Regions from separate parts of the Homo sapiens genome. Here region 1 is linked to region 2. A link is a contact called in ENCODE Hi-C or POLR2A ChIA-PET data. All regions are on one chromosome and are shown on one strand. The core of a region is the stretch at or near the end of the contact, and the rest is flanking DNA. Distances in the headings are between cores, read along the strand shown.

Region 1 (3,949 bases), core at 1,086-3,585, 140 kb before region 2:
CCTCAAGTGATCCACCCGCCTCGGCCTCCCAAAGTGCTAGGATTACAGACGTGAGCCACTGAGCCCAGCCACCAATGTGTTTTCAAGATTTTCCAGCATCCCGAACTACAATCAAAATTTGGAAGCCTTTCCAGGGTTTGACAATTTTGTCTCTCTTCTTGGTCACTGGTAATGGTGCTTTGGAGAAATATACTGTTAGGGGTAATAAACACTAAAAGGTTAGATACCTGGTCTAGGGTGCAGAACAGCTATTTTGAGGCAAGAACAGGGCCTTGATAATAAAATATATGCCTGTAATTTAGTTATGTCATCATAATTGTTAACCTTTGAGCACTTATACTAAATGCTTTACATGTATTAACAAATCCTACTTTTAATCCAATATAGTAGGTCGTATTATAATTTTTTTTGGGGGGGGGAGACAGAGTCTCACTCAGTTGCCCAGGCTGGAGTGCAGTGACGCGATCTCTGCTCGCTGAAAGCTCCACCTCCTGGGTCCACGCCATTCTCCTGCCTCAGCCTCCCGAGTAGCTGGGACTACAGGTGCCCTCCACTACGCCCGGCTAATTTATTTTTTATTTTTAGTAGAGATGGGGTTTCACCGTGTTAGCCAGGATGGTCTCGATCTCCTGACCTCGTGATCCGCCCGCCTCGGCCTCCCAAAGTGCTGGGATTATAGCCGTGAGCCACCGCGCCCAGCCCTACAATTTCTATTTTACTGACGAGAACACAGATATAGAAAAGCTAAGCAGCTTGAGCAAGGATCCCCTGTTAGCAGGTGGTTGAGCTTGGGTATGAACCCAGCCAGGCTAGTACCTCAGCTTATGCTCTTAATCTTCTATATTATATTCCATCAGCTATTTTAAAGATTAAACACAAAAATACCCTCCTCTCTGTATTCTTTATCCAAAAGTCTACAATGTACCCTAGTCCCCTCAAAAAAAAAAAAAACAACAACAACACAGCGACAAGGAGCTGGTCAAAGGAACCCCAGCAGATGGGAGGACAGAGAAAGGCAATGTGACAAAAAGACACTGAGAACATTAGATTGCTGACTGGCTAGTAAAAAATCTGTTCTAAATAACCATGGCTCAGCTGGTGGCCTGGTGGGAAGCTCTAAATAGGAACAACTCTAAATGGAGTCAAAGACCACCTGCAGTGAGTAAAGCATTTCAAGCTTTTCAAGCCTGTCTGGGTCCCCACCCTGGCTCAAGTCTGATTGTAATTATTTTCACAGCCGGTCTACATTCACACTGGAGACCAGCCACTGTAATAAAGCCCCAAGTGACAGTTGGACTTATCCCAGGTGATGCCCCAAATTGTAGGGGCTCTATGGTAACTTCTTCAAGGCAAAGAGTGTAGATGAGTATTCCTTTCCATTCGGGAAAAAATTACCCTGCAATTTATTAACTTTTTAAAATAGCATTTTATTTTCTGTATCTCTCTAAATTCCACTTGATGGGAGCATAATCACAAAATTTACAATTACACCACTTTATCAAAATTAGGCCATTAAGGCCAGGCGCAGTGGCTGACACCTGTAATCCCAGCACTTTGGGAGGCCGAGGTGGACGGATCACATGAGGCCAGGAGTTCAAGACCAACCACAGTGAAACCCTGTCTTTACAAAAAAAAAAAAAAAAAGTACAAAAATTAGCTGGGCATGGTGGCGCGTGCCCGTAATCCCAGCTACTTGGGAGGCTAAGGCACAAGAATCACTTGAACCCGGGAGACGGAGGTTGCCCTGAGCCAAGATTGCACCACTGCATTCTAGCCTAGGCAACAGGGCGAGACTCACATCTCAAATAAAATTTTAAAAATCTAAAAATAATAATAAATAAAAAACCTAGGGCATTAAGTAGCAGAAAACCCAACTCAAAACTGTCTTATGTCATTTAACAAGACATTCAAAGCATAGAAAATCCCACAGGTCTCCCAACAGCATCAAGAACCCAGATTCAGTTAGCGCGCTATGCCACTTACCCTCAGGCCCAAGATAGTGGGTAGCAGTCCCAGGCATCATGAGAGAATACAGAAAAGTAGAAAACCATCCTTCTTCGCGTCTCCTATGACAAAAGGAAGCCTCCCCCTGCAGTACCCAGACTTCCTGTCACGTCTCCTTGGTCAGAACTGGGATACAACCTCATTCTTCTAATAATTACCAACCCAGAAAATGGGTTTATCATAACGGACTTATAGTTTCTTAACCCTGACTGCTTTAACAGTTCCCCCAGGTGATTTTATTGAGCAGCTACGATTGAGAACCACTGAGTTAGATTAATCAGAATTACCCTGAAATGCCTTCCCCTGAGTCATCTGAAAAGGATGCAGACACTTGAATGAAATCTGGATTGTCAGAGGGGAAAAGGAATGTTGGCTGAACCAGCAGTAGTGTCTACACAACCATTTTACATTTGTGTTTCAAAACACTTTCACACCATTTTATTTATTCCTCAAGGCTTTCTGTATCAGTCCCATTTTACAAAAAAAAAGGAAACCAAGGCTCAAGTTTACAAAATAGGAAAATTATTTTTAGTCTTCCAAATCTCAGTGGGTTTAATGTAATGGCAACTTAAGAAATTTCCCCAAAAGAATATTTCTCTGAAACAGTAAACATAAAGACAGCCAAAGAGAACTTTTATGTTTTTCCTAAGAGGAACAAAGCAAAAACCATTAAAATGCCAAGGCTAGAAGTACCAAAACCAAGTCGGAAGACCTAAATTCTTGTCCAGGCTCTGCCACTAACAAGGCCCTTTACATCCTTTTCCATGCATGTTTAGTAACAGCAGACTCATTAATGAGGGCCCCTTTAGCTTCACACACACACACACACACACACACACACACACAGCTAGACAATTTAAGTTCACTACAGAGCATTTTATATCACTGTATTAGTGCTTAATAACTGTAAGGACTGTTAGTTTTAAAAAATTTTCTCTAAAGAACAAGATACATTTTCTCAAGACTGCCTAACGTAAAATTTATGAGAAAAGCATATATGGTTTATTGCTGTTTCTGGCAACTGTGCTATCTACCTGTATGAATCATAAGCAACTGAAACTACATAGACATCACGAAGGCTTACAAAAGTTTAAACTGCATTTAAAGAAGACACTGGTTATTTTAAGAAAAGAAAGTACTTTAAAAAGAAAACTAAAAAAGCCATTTGAACAAAGAATTCATTGAATTGAGTGAATAATCTCCAAATCCACCACTAAAATGACTGGCTCTTCTCTCTGGAGTTCCTCCCCACCCCTAGCGCTATCCCCAACTTCACCCTACACACAAATGTGCGATACTGTCTCTAAACCATCTCTTTGCTATTATGTCAGCCTTCTGCTGAAAAGCCTTCAGTAACTCTCCACAAGATAAAGTCCACATTCCTAACCTTGTTTTTATGGCCCTCCATAATCTAAAACTGACCTCTCCATCCATCCCAGTCTACTACTCCCTGAAAAACCACCATTCCAGCCAAACTAGTCTCTTCAAACACTCGAGTGTTCTGGTTTCTTCTGGTTTCCAATATGATAAGGTTCTACTCCTTATCACCAGTGAGTTCCAAAACTTTCACAAACCTCCTCCACTCTAACATACAAACCCTTGTCCCTGGAAAAGTTAGAATACTTGTCACTAAATGTTTAACCTTGTCACAGGTATGTGTCTATATCCTTTGTTTCTTCAAGAATTTAGCACAGTGCAGGAAGGAGTTCAAAAATGTTCCTTAGATTGAAGTAATTTCAACTACAGGACAGTAAACTCAAGGGCAAGGGCCTCTACCCCATTATAAATCCGTATCTAATTCCAGTATTTAGCAAATTATAGGTGCTAAATATTTGCAGATTGCTACCTAATTGAATTCAGCAGTAAGCCTTCAGGTCGCATAGGCCTCAAAACTCTAAATATTTATGGAAGACTTCAAAGCATCAAGCCATCAAAATTACATATT
Region 2 (4,073 bases), core at 1,083-3,582:
TTTTATTCCCATAATAATCTAGTGGCTTTGCTTCTCTGATTTAACCCTAACTGCTATAGCTAGTTTGTGTTTCTTTCACAAGCCGAAATGATAGCAATCTTAGATATTTTGCAATCTTAGATATTTTGCATTCTTAAACAAAAGGACACAAAATAAAGGGAAACATCAAGGCAACACTTTGAGAAAATATATAATAATAATAGTGATAATAATCTTTTTGAGACAGGGCTTGCTATGTTTCCCAGGCTGGCCTTGAACTTCTGGGCTCATGAGATCCTCCCACCTCAGCCTCCAAAGTAGTTGGGACTACGGGTGCATGCCACTGCACTTGACTTTATACAATGTTTTTAAAGGAAACAAATTTTAGATTTTCTTGCAACATTTTTTTTTTTGAGATAGAGTCTCGCTCTGTCTCCCAGGCTGGAGTGCAGTGGTGTGATCTCGGCTCACTGCAACCTCTGCCTCCCGGGTTCAAGCAATTCTCTGCCTCAAACTCCCAAGTAGCTGGGATTACCGGTGCCCGCCACCATGCCCGGCTAATTTTTTTGTATTTTTAGTAGAGACGGGGTTTCACCATCTTGGCCAGGCTGGTCTTGAACTCCTGACCTCGTGATCCACCCACCTTGGCCTCCCAAAGTGCTGGGATTACAGACATGAGCCACCGTGCCCGGTCAACATTCTTTGTATATATAAAGGACAGATTGATGATAACTCATAGTGATTTTATTAAAATTGCCTAATATGTCCTGAAATTCTTGAACCAAATTGAGAAAGATAGATGTGACTTGTGCCTTTCCCAGGCAGGTAGAAAATGACACTTTAAGGAAGGTACATTATGAGAACATCAAGCCTTGGGGTAAGGTGGATGCACTTTGAACATGGATTAGTGACAATGTCCTCAACTTTACCACTATAGATTGAGCCAGAGAAGCAGAATCACCAGGAAATGTGTGCATGTGCATGCACGCTCACGCGCACACACACACTCACACCATTTTTTATTTTGTTTTATTTTATTTTAACAGTTATTTAACCTGATGTGTTTGGAATAGCTGGTTCAATAGTCTCTTTAAAGGCTTTTGTATTTGTGTTTGAGGATGGAGCTCCAAGTCCAATCTTCCTAAGGCTTGATACCTTCCTCCGCAGTATACCAGGAAAGTTCTTCAGACCAAGGTGTACTAACTTCCTTAAACACAGTTGGAAGAGCTGCTTCTCTTGACAAAGAAGGCTCAACCAAATTTAGAGGTTCAGGTCCCCAACTTCACTGGAATCTGCCAATTTGTCTCCATTCCAATTTTCTAAGGGCCTACTCATTTTGGGCGTGTGAAAATATCCCTTCCGAGGTGAGGGACAAGTTGTTGCATCTGTCCTCTATAAGTTTTCTATTGCTAAGTCACAAATTACCAGAAACTTAATGGATTAAAGTAACCCATATTTATTATCTAACAGTTTCTGTAGGTCAGATGTTGGGGCACGGCATGGCTGGCTTCTCTGCCAGGTATTTACTCGGATGCAATAAAGATATTAGCTGGGACTGTGATTGTCATCTGGGCTTGGCCATTTGTGGCTTTGCTTTTTTGGAAGGTGTTTTGGAGATCTTCCTTTGTTATTGGCCTCACATAGGAGGGTGTGCAACTAGAGCAACCTTTTACAAGTTCCTCAAGGTAACTGCAAACAAACTAGGCATGGAAGGCAGAGAGAGGGGAGGAGTAACATACTTGGGGTGGTCAAGGAAGGAAGAACTTCAGGAATGTGATTTTTAAGATTGAGCTGTGGGCACAAGCAGAACACATTTTGATAACAAGCTAGTAAAGCTAGCTACATTAAACATTTTTTTTTGGTAGCAAGTGATCCAAATTTAATTTTATTTCCTTAAAGAAAAAAAATTTGTTGACGTAGTTGGAAAGTTCAGAAGCTCAGCCAAGTTCAGATGTGGCTGGGTCTAGGGGTTCATAGTGTGGCTGGGTACACGTGTTGTCTCAGATTTCCCTGACACCGACAACAAATTGGGGATTGTCAGCAGTTAGGTTTCCTACAGTGGAACAGACTGGTCTACAGAGAGGCAGGCCTGAGAGAGTTTCTCTTCTCCAGTTTTAGCCAGGCCCTTTCCTAGTCTGCATCTCATTCTGTAATCTTTCAGTGTTAATTTTGAGCTCCTACCTCCTAATATGGACTTTAATTGTTGCAGAAAGAAGTGCTTCCTGTTACTTCTCTAGAATAATTTCATGGATAGTGATTGGCTTGGCTCCAGCCACATACCTCTTTCTGAATCACTGTGCTATGCACATGGCATGGGGTAAACAAATTGGCCAGGTCTGGGCTATGTGCCCTTTTTTGTAGCTGGACAAGGGGTAGGAGGAGATTGATGGGGGCGGGGTAGAATGGGTCCAACTGCACCTGTGCTGCATGGAATGCAATCTCTACAAGAAATACAAATGGTGTTTCCAGGTGCAGGGGGAGGGGATGTTTAGCAGGCAGAAACAGCAGATATCTTCTACACTCAGTAACTATTGGCTTTAGTTCTATAAGGTCATGGAGAGGGCTGAGGAGAGTGGAGGAGAGATAGCTCCTCACCGAAAGGTTTGAGTTACTTTTGTCCACCAAGGGGGAACACATCCATAATTCCACATCATTCAGAAAAATCTTCCCAATGTATAATTTTTAGGGAAATGATGATATATTGAGTTATTTTAGTCATTTTCTTATGTACAACTTTCTAGTTTCTTGTTCATGTTTCCATTTTCCCCATTATCCAGGTACAGTAAAGGAGCTTTCTTTATTCTTTCTCCTCTCTGACCCATCAGTGACTCAGATTTGACAACTCTTGCTTTGTAATGTAGTTTACACCTTCCTGTTCATTATTCTGGGTTAGATCTTTATTACCATAGGCATAGCCTGTCAGGAGTCTACTAACTATTCTCTTTACTTCAAGCAATCCTGCCCTCTACTGCCGGATGAATCTGATAAAATCTTATTCTGATCATGTCAATTTTCTACTTTCACAGCCTGCATTTGCTCCACATATATATTCAGATGAACTCCATATTTTTTACCTGGTGTCTTAATCAATAATCTTATGTTTATAACAGAATAACTGAAACTGAATAATTTATAAAGAAAAAGAACGTATTTCTTACAGTTATAGAAGCTCAGAAGTTCAGGGTCAAGGGACTGCATATGGTGAGGGCCTTCTTGCTGATGAAGACTCTCTGCAGAGTCTCAAGGTGGTGCAGGGCATTACTTGGCAAGGGGCTGAATGTGCTAGCTCAGGTCTTTCTCTTCTTATAAAGTCAGGAGTCCACTCCTGTGATAACCCATTACTCCATTCACCCCTTAATCCATGAACGGATTAATTCCTTGATAAGGATGGAGCCCTCATGATCTAATCACCTCCCTAAGGCCCCACCTCTCAATCCTGCCACAATGGATTAAATTTCAATATGAGTTTTGGAGGGGACACATATTCAAACCATAGCTCTTGGCATCCCCAGGCCTCTATAATATGGCCTGGTTCCTGCTATCCTGTCCTCAGGCCATCTTTCTGTTTACAGTCACAGTAAACATGCCCAGTGCTGCTTCTGCACGGTGCCTACTCATCCTTCTCACTCACAACTCTCTCCTTTCCCTGAGTCTCCCATTTGAATCTAACTCATTCACTCCGGCTCAGCCTAAGTCCAGCCACCCATGAGATTTCTCTAATATTCCCAGTTGACCCTTATCTCTCTTCTGAACTCCATAGGGATTCTTCTCTGAGCTGCCTGTCACACATTTCCCTTACTCTCTTGTGTCATGAGTTATTTTTTCATGTATAAGTGTTGTGTATTCTCAACTCACTTTTAAGTACTTCAAGAGAGGCGTGTCCTAAAGCCTGTTGTATTATTGTCTGTGGGTCTCAGGGAGGTGGTGTGTTGCAGGAGGATGGCACTCCTTTTTTTTTTTTTTTTTGAGACGGAGTCTCGCTCTGTCGCCCAGGCTGCAGTGCAGTGGCGCAATCTCGGCTCACTGCAAGCTCCCCCTCCCGGGTTCACGCCATTCTCCTGCCTCAGCCTCCCAAGTAGCTGGGACTACAGGCG

What was found. A loop is a pair of places that touch in the nucleus more often than their neighbours do. ChIA-PET counts read pairs that join two places held with the same protein, here RNA polymerase II (POLR2A). Pooled maps may share reads with other maps.
Region 1: a loop to region 2 is called in a pooled map, with 2.5 times the contacts of the local background. The contact joins two enhancer-like sites. A Hi-C loop is called at or near these places in 1 of 168 maps with a recorded cell type or tissue (vagina) and 2 of 50 pooled maps. POLR2A ChIA-PET finds 5 or more read pairs at or near these places in 3 of 52 experiments (AG04450, H1 and K562).

What each region holds. Positions count from the first base shown.
Region 1 is chr4:147,735,022-147,738,970 of GRCh38, reverse strand. The region is part of intron 1 of ARHGAP10 (Rho GTPase activating protein 10); the gene reads right to left. Among named protein-coding and RNA genes, the nearest start is that of ARHGAP10, 4.9 kb to the right of the region's middle. RefSeq lists an enhancer at 188-913. Within about 2 kb of position 2,335, at least 3 of the 41 ENCODE cell types and tissues checked have a DNase peak (open chromatin) inside an H3K27ac peak, as active enhancers do.
Region 2 is chr4:147,595,395-147,599,467 of GRCh38, reverse strand. No RefSeq gene overlaps it. Among named protein-coding and RNA genes, the nearest start is that of TMEM184C-DT, 20 kb to the left of the region's middle. Within about 2 kb of position 2,332, at least 3 of the 41 ENCODE cell types and tissues checked have a DNase peak (open chromatin) inside an H3K27ac peak, as active enhancers do.